Linked DNA regions of Homo sapiens: region 2 is linked to region 1. The links are chromatin loops, found by intact Hi-C in ENCODE. Cell type or tissue: PC-9. All regions are shown on one strand. Each heading gives the region's core, and the rest is flanking DNA. Links, peaks and the distances in the headings are about the cores only. Region 1 overlaps COPG2 (coat protein complex I subunit gamma 2). Region 2 overlaps TMEM209 (transmembrane protein 209).

Region 1 (6,414 bases), core at 56-4,055:
CATTTTTATTATTATTTAGCTGAAGATTATAACTCATTTCTGACTTCTAAGCATTTTATATTCAAGAGCCACACTGTCCAATATGGTGGCCATTAGCCACCAGTGGCTATTTCAATTTAAATTAATTAAAATAAAAAATTCAACCCTCAGTCACATGAGTCACACTTCTTGTACTCACAGCCACATGTGGTCAGTGGCTGTTGGACAGTGCAGATCTTGAACATTTCTGTCATTGAAGAAAGTTCTCTTGCACAGTGCTGGTCTACAGCAGCCCTGTCCAGTAGAAACCCACTGTGAATCACATATGTAATATTAAATTTCATAATAACCACATTAAAATTTTTAAGGTAAAATTAATTTTAATAGTATATTTTATCATAATACATATAATATGTCATCTCAACATGTAATAGATATTTTTACATATCTCAAGTTTTTGACATCCAGTATATTTACATTTACAGCATACTCAGTTTGGATTAGCCACCTTTCAAATGCCTGGTAGTCACATGTTGCTGTTGGCTATGTTATTAGACAGTATAGATTTAGAGGATATAATACAGAAACACAGAATAAATTAAATAAGCATAGAAAATGTAAATGAAAGTTAAATGTAATAGAAGACTTGTCATAGGCAATACATAATTATAAATTAATTGTGTAAACAGTCGAAGAAAAGAGAAGTTTAGAGCAGCCATGGAAGAAACCTTTATAGAACAACAATTTAAATGGTTTTTTATTTATTTATTTTTTTTGGAGACAGAGTCTCACTTTGTCTCCCAGGCTAGAGTGCAGTGGCACGATCTTGGCACACTGCAACCTCCGCCTCCCAGGTTCAAGCGATTCTCATGCCTCAGCCTCCCAAATAGCAGGGATCACAGGCACCTGCCACCACGTCCGGCTAATTTTTGTATTTTTAGTAGAGACAGGGTTTCGCCATGTTGGCCAGGCTGCTCTCAAACTCGTGACCTCAGGTGATCTGCCCACCTCGGCCTCCCAGAGTGCTGGGATTGCAGGTATGAGCCACCAAGCCTGGCCTAAATTGTTTTTAAAGAGTTGATACAGGTCTACAATCCCTCATCTCTAATCTTGGGGCCAGATGTGTCTCAGAATTTGCTTTTAGTTAAATTTTAGAAAGGTTATATGGTGTTATCTCTTATTTACTAACCCCAGTGGGCCTGGGGCAGCATCCCACCATTAAAAAACATTAATATTTTTGCACAAAACATATGACTATCCTTGTCAAGTGGTATAAATTAAGAATTAAAGAGTTTCGCATTAGTTTGGGTCATGTTTTGCTGTTAAATGGATTTTCATCCCAGTGCTCTGCTTTCCAGAGTGTTTTCAGATTTTCCAAATTGTGGGTAAGGGATTCCATACCAATATTGGGATAGACAAAGAGGTGGGACAACATCAACAAAAACAAGGATGCAGGAGAATGGCAGACCATGTAGTAACCATAGATAATGCAGTTTGGCTGGAGTTTGCGTCTTGAAATGCAGCAGTATTTTTTAACTGATAAGATATTAACAGTCTTTGTCGAGCACTGACTACTATGCTAGATCCTGTTGTCAGTACTCCTAACATCTAATAGAATAGACGTATATGAACACACGTACTATAAGGAAATACAGGCCAATTATAATTTTTTAAAAATGGTAATGTTAGAAAGGTTAGAGGAACCTAACAAAAGAGAGTACGATGCTATACTCTGGCCGTTGATCATTTATTAAAAGATATACCTTGTTAACTGGAGCCATTCTTTTTGTTTTTGAAGCAATTACTTTTAACTTATCCTGTCCTCTTTGGATTGCCACTTACCTCAATTAAAATTTAAGTTCTGGCCTTTATCAAAAGCAATTTGCTTAATTTTTTTTCTTGCCCTTCCACAAGGTGGCAATGAAGCACCCCTCTGCTGTTACTGCCTGCAATCTGGACTTAGAAAACTTAATCACAGACTCAAACAGAAGCATTGCTACCTTAGCCATTACTACACTCCTCAAAACAGGAAGTGAGAGCAGTGTGGACCGGCTCATGAAGCAGATATCTTCTTTTGTGTCTGAAATCTCAGATGAGTTCAAGGTAAGAGTTTAAACATGATCATATTTTCTCCCAGTCTGTTGGCTGCCTATTTATTTTCTTAACGGTATCATTTGAGAAGCAGAAGTTTTAAATTTTTATGAAGTCTAATTTATCAATTTTTTTCTTTCATAGTTATTACTGTTCCCTAAGAAACCTTTATCTACTTGTTTTCTCATGCTTTAGGCTAAATGCTTTATGGTTTTAGATTTTACATTTTAGGCAATGATCCAACTTGAATTACTGTTTGTTTGGTAAGTTCAGTATTTTTTCCATACCTATATCTACTGTATTCCACCATAATTTGTTGGAAAGACTTCCTTTTCCCTGTTGGAGTGCTTTGGCACCTTTGTCTACAAAGCAAATACCCATATATTTTAGGTATATTTTTGGGCTTTGTATTATGTTACTGAACTGTTTGTCAATCCAGTACCAGTACCACACTAATATTGATTAATGTAGCATTATGGTACCTCTTAAGTAGTGCGGTCTTCCAACTTTTTCTTTTTTAATATTCTGGTTCCTTTGCATTTCCTATGAAATTTAGGACCAATTTATCAATTTCTACTAAACAAGCCTGCTAGGATTATGACTGGGATTGTGTTGAATCTATAAATCAATTTGGGGAGAACTGACATCTTAACATTATTTTTCTATTTCATGAATATGGTATATCTCTCCCTTTAGATCTTCTTTAATTTCTCTGAGCAGTGTTTTGTAGTGTTTACTCTAGAGGTCTTGCAAATCTGTTGTTAAATTTATATCTAAATATTTTATGCTTTTGATATTTTATTAAAATTTTTATTTTATTGTTTACTATTAATGAAAAACTTTTAAAAAATACTTCTCCATATTAACTTGGTATCCTGTAACCTTGCTGAGTACTTTTACTGGTTCTAGTCATCATTATACGTATTCCTTGAGATTATCTATATAAATAATTGTGCCATTTGTGAATAGAGGCAGTTTTACTTCTTTATATCCAATCCAAATGCCTTTCCTTTGTTTTTCTTGCCTAATTAAAAAAGTACTTCCAGAACAGGGTTGAATAGAACTGGTGAGAGTATGTCAGAGATGATTTTAAAAAAATAAATAAATAAATTTCAGTTAAAAGAATAAAAGTAGAAACATTTTATTGCTTCATTCTTTTTTTATACTCAGTCAAGTAATATAACTAACCCTATTTACTCTCTACTTAGTATGCATCCAGACTTTTAAAAAACAAACTTTACCCATGTATTCAAGCAGACAGTTTTGTGCATCTGGTGTAGCAGTTGCTGTTCTAGTTTTTTCAAATTGCATTTGTAGGAGTGAGTTTTTTGCTAAAGACGTGTATTTGTTATTAAGATACCTTGGCTTTGATTTTGAGTGCCTGTGGTAGTGGGATCTTCGTATGACCTCTTGAGCAGTACACAGGGTCAGTGGTCTCTATGATTCCTCAGTGACTTAGGGTACAGGCATTAGTTGAGGTTGTGGTGAAGTTTAGCTGGGGATCTGGACACATAGTCAGTCAGTCTTTGGGCTCCAGTAGTGGCAGCAGTACACCAAATGTGCCTATTTTTAGGCCCAGCTTACACTGGCTCCAGTGTTTGTGGGTACTAGAGGGCTATCCTTGGGCCTCAAGGTGGCTTGCTAGAAAGAGATACTGAGAGCAGTGAGCTCAGTGTGTGAGTGGGTTCTCCGGCCCCTGGCAGCTGGGGTGGTGTGGGTGATGGGCAGTAGTGATGTTGGAGCAACCTACAGGGACACAAGCAGTCTTATGTTGGTGTTGGCAGAAGCTGCAATGGGTTGGGTAGGCTGCATTTTCCGCATTTTCTTTAGGATTTTTAGTCTTTTGTTTCCTTAATTTTTTTGTATATTCAGGATATTAGCTCTTTATCTGTGAAAGATGTTATGAATATCTTCTCCCGGTTTGTCATTTGTCTTTTGACTTTTCTTATGATGTCTTTGGACATGCAAAAGTGTTATTTTTTTTAGGTAGTCATATTTGCCAACCTTTTATTTTATTTGACTTTGAATTCATAATTAAAAATTATATTCCCTTCAAATTTTAGAGTAATTCACTCATGTTCTCTTCTAATACATTTATAGTTTCATATTTTACATTTAGATCTCTGGTCCATTGAATTTTTTTATTATATATGCTATAAACAGATTCAATCTTATCCTTTTCCATTGACTACACAGTTAGTTGCCCCCCAAAATTCTATTTAAAGCCAGGTGTGGTAGCTCACACCTTTAATCCCAGCACTTTGGGAGGCCAAGGCAGGGGCATCGCTTGAGTCCAGGAGTTCAAGACCAGCCTGGGCAACATAGTGAGACCCTGTCTCTACAAAAAAATACAAAAATTAGTCAGACATGGTGGTGCACACCTATAATCCCAGTTACTTGGGAGGCTGAGGTGGGAGGATCACTTGAGCCTGGGAGGTTGGGGCTGCAGTGAGCTGTGATCATATTGCACTCTGTCCTGGGCAACAGAGCAAGATCTTCTGTATTAGTATGTTGTCACACTACTATAAAGAAACACCTGAGACTGTGTAATTTATAAAGAAAAGAGGTTTAATTGGCTCACAGTTCTGCAGGCTGAACAGGAAGCATGGCAGCATCTGCTTCTGGGGCAGCCTCAGGGAGCTTTTACTCACAGTGGAAGGCAAAACAGGAGCAGACGTCTTACATGGCAGGAGCATGACCAAGGGGGGTGTGGAGGAGTGTTACACACTTTTAAATGACCAGATCTCACAAGAACTTACTATCACAAGAACAGCACCAGCAGGGAAATCCGCCCCCATGATCCAGTCACCTCCCACCAGGCCCCACCTCCAACACTGGCGATTACAATTCAACATGAGATTTGGTTGGGGGCACAGATCCAAACCACATTACCTTATCTAAAAAAAAATTATTTTAATTTTTTCTGTAGACGGGAAAGCTGAAAGAAAATTTTTAAGACCGTCTTTGCCCCAGTAATTTCAGACATCATCTTTATCATATGTACTTGAGTTTGTATGTTCATACAAACTCAAAAAAGTTGCGTATGTACTTGAGTCTGTTTCTGGAGTGTCTTTTCTACTTATATATTGGTCTGTTTATTCATATACTACTGCTATACTCTGTTCTAAATATAGAAGCTTTGTAGGATGCTTAGCCCTCCATCATAGTTCTTTATTTTCATTGTTTTCCTGGCTATTCTTGCATGATTTTTTTTTTTTTTTTTTTTTGAGATGGAGTTTCATTCTTGCTGCCCAGGCTGGAGTGCAACGGCGTGATCTCTGCTCACTCTGCAACCTCCCCCTCCCAGGTTCAAGCGATTCTCCTGCCTCAGCCTCCCAAGTAGCTGGGATTACAGGCACCCGCCACCCGCCACCATGCCCAGCTAATTTTTTATATCTTTAGTGGAGACGAGGTTTCACCACGTTGGCCAGGCTGTTCTCGAGCTCCTGACCTCAGGTGATCCACCCGCCTCGACCTCCCAAAGTGCTGGAATTACAGGCATGAGCCACCATGCCCAGCCACATGTTTATTTTTCTAATGAACTTTAGTATCAAGTTGTCTAGCTTCATAAAAAACCCTGTTGACATTTTCTGTTGGGATCACGTTAAATTCATAAGTTAGGGGAGAATACATATCCTGATGATGTTGGAACATCCTAAGAACAAGGATGTCTTTTAATTTGTTCAAATCTGCTTTTATGCCTTTCAAGAATGTTTTATAAAAAATATTTTTATATTAGTTTTGAATGGTTTTAAAATGCTTATTTCTAAATAACTTACCTTTTTCATTGCTATTATAAATGTTTTTTATTCCATTTTATCTTCTACCTGGTTATCATTTATGTATATGAATATTACTGGTTTTGCATGTTAATTTTATATCCTGCTACCTTGGTGAATTATCGAGTTAGTTTTATTATTCATTCTCTAGGGTTTTCATATATACCATCATGTCATCTAAAAATAAAGATATTTTTGTTTGTTTTGTCTTCTCCGATTCTTGTTTCTTTGTTTTCCCTTATCTAATTGCATTGGCTAATATCTCCAGAATAATGCTAAATAATTGTGGAGATAGTGGCATCCTTGCATCACTTCTGACCTCAATGGGAATGCCTTTCAGGGTTCCATATTAAGTAATATGCTGTCATTAGGATTGAAGTATATATGTTTATGTTATGGACATATCCATCTGTTCCTTTTTTTTTCAAGAATGTTTATTAGGAATGGATGTTGGATTTTATCAAAGCCTTTTCAGCATTTTGGATATAATCCTTTGACTCATGAATGTGATGTTATTTTATCAATTTTCTAATGCTGAACCATCTTTACATTCTTGATAAAACCC
Region 2 (6,414 bases), core at 806-4,805, 380 kb after region 1:
TCAGGCCCCATGTGCTAACAAAGATGAAGCCGATCTCAGCTCTAAACAAGCCGCAGAAGAGGTAAGTGGAAAATAAAAGTGACTTAATATTTATGATTTATGCATTGTTAGAAAGTCTTCTACTTCTGGAACATTTTTTCTGTAATCTTCCATTCTGTTGGACAGAAATGTAAATCTGGCACACATTAGGCAGTGGGAAAGCTCCTGTCTTACTTTGTGTGCCTAAAACTAAAAACTAAATTATATCATACATTTTACTCTGTGACACACAGTTCACCTTAGCGCCCTGCCTGAAACATATTTTTACATTGATTATAAAAAGGCTCTCAGGTATATAATTGTACTTAACACATACAGAAGTCTTGCTTTTAAAATATATTTGGATTAGAATATTTGTCAGTAATTTCGTCACTTTAATACCAAATATGGAATTTTTATTTTGTTCTTAAAAGCAAGAAAAATGGGCTGGGCACAGTGGCTCACGCCTGTAATCCCAGCACTTTGGGAGGCAGAGGCGGGTGGATCACGAGGTCAGGAGATTGAGACCATCTGGCCAACATGGTGAAACCCTGTCTCTACTAAAGTTACAAAAATTAGCCCAGCATGGTGGCGTGTGCCTGTGGTCCCAGCTACTCAGGAGGCTGAGGCGGGAGGATTGCTTGAACCTGGGAGGCAGAGGTTGCAGTGAGCTAAGATTGCGTCACTGTGTTCCAGCCTGGACAACAGAGAGAGACTCCATCTCAAAAAAAAAAAAAAAAGCAAGAAAAATGTTCTTTACACATACCAATGTAAGGAACTTTTAAAGATAAATCTGTGTGTGAACAGCATTTATAAGTGAGTAATAAGAAAATTACTGAATATTAATTAGATGAATATTGATGTTTGGGAAATTTTTTTTCAAAGTTCATTAAATATTTTTTAGGATGGGAGAAAGAATGATGATTTCTATCAAGATTTTTCCTCACTGATTGTTCATTTTAAACATGAATTTTTATAGGTCTGGGCAAGAGTGGCTATGAATAGACAACTTCTTGATCATATGGATTCATGGACAGCTAAATTTAGAAATGTAAGTTCTGACATTACTCTTTGGACAATATTAGTGCCTCTTAATATGCAAAGCATGTTATTAGAATATCATTTAGAGTTCATTATAAATTAGAATATTAGTTATAAAGGTACAGTATGAATGGTACATATATAAGGATAAACATGACTGTTACTATATGGTATTTATTTTCATGAGATTTTTTTCTTCCTCCATATTTAGTGAATTGTTATGTTTTGAGAAGATAAAGGAATAATATGTTTAGTTATTGAGATCCTCCCTTTTCAGTTCTCAGTTTTATTTTCCAAAGAGCTTTTCTATTGGAGCCTTTTATTTACCTAGAATTGTGAGGGGAAACAAAAATGAGGTCCTTGCCCTCAGAAAACTTAAAGAGTTAGAGAGATAAGACAACATATGCTTGAAGCTATTTCAAAGTAGATTATGATTTCTGTTTTTCTAGAGAAGAACCCTCTAATCTTGGGCCAACTTTTCCATATACAGAGTGAGTGAGTTCCCTATTTCCAACTCCACGTCTTCCTCCCACCTTCTCTAGTACCTGTGTGTTCTGGGTTCTGTTAGGCATATGGACTTCCCCTTCCACTATACGGAGCTCCACTTAGCTCTGAAGGGGCTACTACTTCTGTTGTTTCATCCTTCAACATTCATCCATCCACTCTGCATCTTCTAGAACTATTTTGAAATCACTTGTGCTCATTTTTTATCCTTTTACTCTTATTTAAATAGGGCATCAAAATAGAGGGGCAAAAAATGGTAGCCTACTTTATTGAAACAGAAACCTGGATGGCATTTTATGGATAATTCCTGAACCCAATCCTAGACTTACTCAATTAGAATTTATAAGGGTGGGGCCTAGACCTCTCTCTGGGACACGTTAGGTAATTTTGTTACAGCCAAAGAGTACAGCTGTACTCTTTTGTACCATTTGTCACAGCTGGCAAATTAAGATGCATGTAGTAAATGTTGGAAGGATGAATGAGTCAAATCATCTCCTGAAACTGGAGTTTGTTGTAGTTTCTGTTATAGGCTAGTCTAAAAATGCTAACATGTTTAAAATATGAAGTCTTAGTCAGACAGAGTATTAGCTACTTAGAAGAAATACAAATACATTTCCTCATCTGAAGTCCCTAGGTGACCATGTGCTATAAAATTTAGAGTTTTTGGATTTTTTTAAGCAATACATGTATACCTGTACCGTATAATTTATAACACCAGAGTCTAGTTAACACTCAGTAATCAACCACATTAATACTTCTGCAGAAAAACATATGAATAGTCACACTCAGTGGGATAAAGCCTATAAATAGCTTCATGTGAATTCAGTTCAAGTCTTGCCAGTATATCAAAATTTGCTTCCTTACATGGATTACAAGAAATCTTTTAAGTTCCCAGAAGGTTTTTGTTTCAGTTGTTTATAATATTGTATTTCATTGGAAACATTTTTTCATCCTTTTATTTTATGGATAAACAAAAGCATGGAAACAGAAGTGGTAATTGAAGTTGCTACAAACACATACACAAAATAATAACACACAAACCAGATGGGATGTATCCTTAGTCTTTTCACATCCCAGCATTAGTTTTATATTAGCCATGGAAAAGGCATTTGAAAGTCCCAGTCCTAAAGTAATATTGTAATATTCAAAAGCCAGTTTCAAATGTAATAAGTCTCTGTTTTTCCACATGGTTAGGGAATTGGGTGAGCCTGCTGAGAGTTAGGCAGTTATGTTAGTTTGAAAAACTATCTTACTGATTGCAAACCAATATAAACACTACATTAATAAATGTGTGAATAGTTACCCTACAAATGTAAACTGAAGATTATCCTTTTAGCTAAACATAATAATCAGAAAATTTTAAGAAAAATTTAACATATAGCTAAAAGTTTTATATTTTTTTTTCAGGAAAAAAAATAAAAACATGTTATTTAAGAATGTAATTTAGTTGCCAGGCGCAGTGGCTCACGCCTGTAATCTCAGCACTTTGGGAGGCTGAGGCAGGCGGATCACCTGAGGTCAGGAGTTCAAGACCAGCCTGGCCAACATGGTGAAACCCCGTCTCTACTAAAAATACAAAAAATTAACTGGGCGTGGTGGCAGGTGCCTGTAATCCCAGCTACTCAGGAGGCTGAGGCAGGAGAATCCTTTGAACTTGGGAAGTGGAGGTTGCAGTGAGCTGAGATTGCGCCATTGCACTCCAGCCTGGGCAACAAGAGCGAAACTCCATCTCGAAAAAAAAAAAGGAATGTAAGTTAGTTAATTTACACTCCAGTGGCATATTTATTTAACCATCTCTTGATTTCGGGTAGCTATTACTTTCATTCTCTTTCACTATACTTTATGATTCTTTTAATATTCAACTATAAGATAGTAAAAAAAATTCTTAGAGTTGCTTGTAAAAAAGAAAGTAATTATTTGACAGCTACTTGGGAATTATGTATCCAAAATCTGTACCTTATTTCTTCTAGTGGATCAATGAGACAATATTAGTGCCACTTGTTCAAGAGATTGAGTCTGTCAGCACACAGATGAGACGAATGGGTTGTCCAGAGCTACAGATAGGAGGTATGTGAAAACAGAGCCCAGTGTTGGATTTCTATTAGTAAATCTACCAAGTGGAAAACTTCTTGTAATGGACGGCTTAACTTATTTTGTTACCTTGGGGTGAAAAACCCCAAATGTCTATAATCTAGTTTGATTTTTTTTTAACGTGACAGCTTTATCAAGATGTAATTTAGCTACCATATAATTTACCCATTTAAAATGTACAGTCCAAAGTCTTGGGTTATGCAACCATCACCATAGTCAGTTTTAAAGCATTTCATCACCTGAAAAAGAAACTCTCCACCTTTTACCAGTCACCCCCTGTTCTATACATTTCTCCCAGTCCTTTGCAAGTGCCAGTCTATTTTCTGTCTCTATAGATAGGCCTGTTGTGGATATTTCATATGAATGGAATCACAGAATATGAACATGACTTTGTGACTGGCTTCTTTCACTGAGCATAATGCTTTCAAAGTTTGTCCATGTTGTAGAATTTATCATTACATCATTTTCTTTATTGCTGCATAATATTCAAAATAGATCTACTACACTTTGCTTATTCATTCATCAGTTGATTGACATTTAGGTGGTTTTCACTTTTTGGCTCTTATGAATAATGCTGCTGTGAACAGTCACGTACAAGTGTTTATATTGGACCTATGTTTTCATTTCTCCTGGGTATATACCTAGGGGTGGAATTGTTGAGCTGTATGGTAACTCTGACTAACCTTTTGAGGCACTGCCAGACTCTTCTAAAGCACCTAGCTGCACCATTTTACATTCCCACCAGCGTGTATGGGGTTCTGCTTTCTCCACATCCTTGCAACACTTGTCATATGTTTTATAGTCATCCTGCAGTAGGCGTGAAATGATGTCTCATTTTGGTTTTGATTTGCATTTCCATGATGACTACTGATGTTGAACATCTCATGTGTTTATCAGTCATTTGTATATCTTCTTAGAAATGTCTTTTTTGGCCGGGCGCGGTGGCTCACGCCTATAATCCCAGCACTTTGGGAGGCGGAGGTGGGCGGATCACCTGAGGTCAGGAGTTCAATACCAGCCTGGCCAACATGGTGAAAACCCCGTCTGTACTAAAAATACAAAATTAACCGAGCATGGTGGCAGGCGCCTATAATCCCAGCTACTCGGGAGGCTGAGGCAGGAGAATCGCTTGAACCCTGGAGGCGGAGGTTGCAGTGAGCCGAGATCGTCTGGGGGGCAAGAGCGAGACTTCGAGACTTTGAGACTTTGTCTCAAAAAAAAAAGAAATGTCTTTTTGATTCCTTTACCCATTTTTAAATTTGGTTATTTGTCTTTTTGTTGAGTGGTAGATGTTTTCTTTATATATTCTAGATATAAGCCCAAGACTCTTAGCAGATATTAATCACAAAGTTGTATAAAGCATAAAGACTATGTAATAATAGTAATTTTCCATCACCTATTTTCAACTCTCTTATCTGCTAAAGGTAAAATTTTAGGGTGCCATATAAATTGCCTAAAATATATATACTATAACTTAGTTATTAAGTAATTACCTTTACCAATAATGCTACGGTGCATATCCTCTTACCTAAATCTTTGTATACATTTGTAATTATTTCTTTAGGATAATTTCTTAGAAGTAGACTTGTGTGTCAGTAGGTGTGAATATTTTAAGATTTTTGTTATTGTTTTCTAGACAGAGTCTCGCTCTTTTGCCCAAGAGGGAATGCAGTGGTGCTATTATGGCTCACTACAGCCTCAGCCTCCTGGGCTCAAGAGATCCTCTCACCTCAGCCGCATCCAAGTAGCTGGGACTACAGGCACACACCACCACACCTGGCTGATTTTTGTATTTTTGTAGAGATGGGGTGTCCAGGTTGGTCTTGTACTCCTGAGCTCAAGCACTCCCTCCACTTTGGCCTCCCAAAGTGCTAGGATTACAGACATGAGCCAATGCATCTGGATATATTTCAAGGCTTAGAAGATACACATCTCTCCAAAAAGCTTTTACCAGTTTGTACTCTAGCAACCATGACACATATAGGAATGTTTTTCCTAACATTGGATATTGCTAGTACAGTTGGATATTTTGAAATTTTTAATTGCTTTTTACATTTCTATGCATAGTTATCTTGCAGGATATGATAAAAGAAATCACTACCATAAAAAGCTTCTGCTTGTCCTGGCATAATGGGCAACTTCTAATTCAACTTATTTTGAAAACAATTGTGTGTCTTTTTATACATGTCTTATACAAATTTTCTGTATATTAGTTGTTTATAGATTTGCCAAAATCGATTTGGCTGCTTCTCTGGGGAAGGGGAGGAGGGGGTGTTGCATGTGTAAATCTGGCTATCTTGCTGGGAATGGTTCTAGGTAATGTAGATCGTGCAAATTAAAATGCTTTCTTTCATTTATTCCTTCGACATTGAGTGCCTAGTCTGTTCCAGGTGTTAATACTATTCTGGGCACTGGGGGATACAGCAGTGAGCAAAATGGCCAAAGTCCCTGCCTTCATTAAGCTTTCATTCTAGTAAATGAGATAGACAATAAAAAAGATAAAGTACTTTGGGCCAGGCACGATGGCTAACACCTGTGATCTCAACACTTGGGGAGTCCAGCGTTGGTGGATTGCTTGAACCCAGGAGTTTGAGACCAGCCTAGGCAATATAGTGAGACCTTGTCTCTACTAAATAGAAAAAAAGAAAAAAAGTGAACCAGGTGTGGTGGCATGTGCCTGTAGTCCCAGCTGCTTAGGAGGCTGAGGTGGGAGGAGGATTGCTTGAGCCCATTCGATTGAGGCTGCAGTGAGTGGTGATT

What was found. Hi-C counts contacts between places; a loop is a spot of excess contacts. Peaks named below come from ENCODE experiments on the same cell type or tissue, not always from the same donor. Only the 100,000 strongest peaks of a DNase experiment are listed, where the experiment ranks them.
Region 2: it touches region 1 in a loop (5-fold over the local background); 1 of 110 quality-filtered maps calls a loop at or near these places.

What each region holds. Positions count from the first base shown.
Region 1 is chr7:130,556,701-130,563,114 of GRCh38, reverse strand. It overlaps COPG2 (coat protein complex I subunit gamma 2), which reads left to right. Exons shown (of 24, transcript NM_012133.6): 12 at 1,894-2,082. Among named protein-coding and RNA genes, the nearest start is that of COPG2IT1, 16 kb to the right of the region's middle. In PC-9, for the core only: a CTCF peak has its summit at 1,912 (motif pointing right); a DNase peak (open chromatin) is centred at 1,914.
Region 2 is chr7:130,178,839-130,185,252 of GRCh38, reverse strand. It overlaps TMEM209 (transmembrane protein 209), which reads left to right. Exons shown (of 15, transcript NM_032842.4): 7 at 1-61; 8 at 998-1,069; 9 at 3,534-3,630. Among named protein-coding and RNA genes, the nearest start is that of TMEM209, 23 kb to the left of the region's middle. RefSeq lists an enhancer at 2,100-2,219. In PC-9, for the core only: no CTCF peak of the experiment used is centred there; no DNase peak of the experiment used is centred there; H3K4me3 peaks cover 425 bases; H3K27ac peaks cover 315 bases.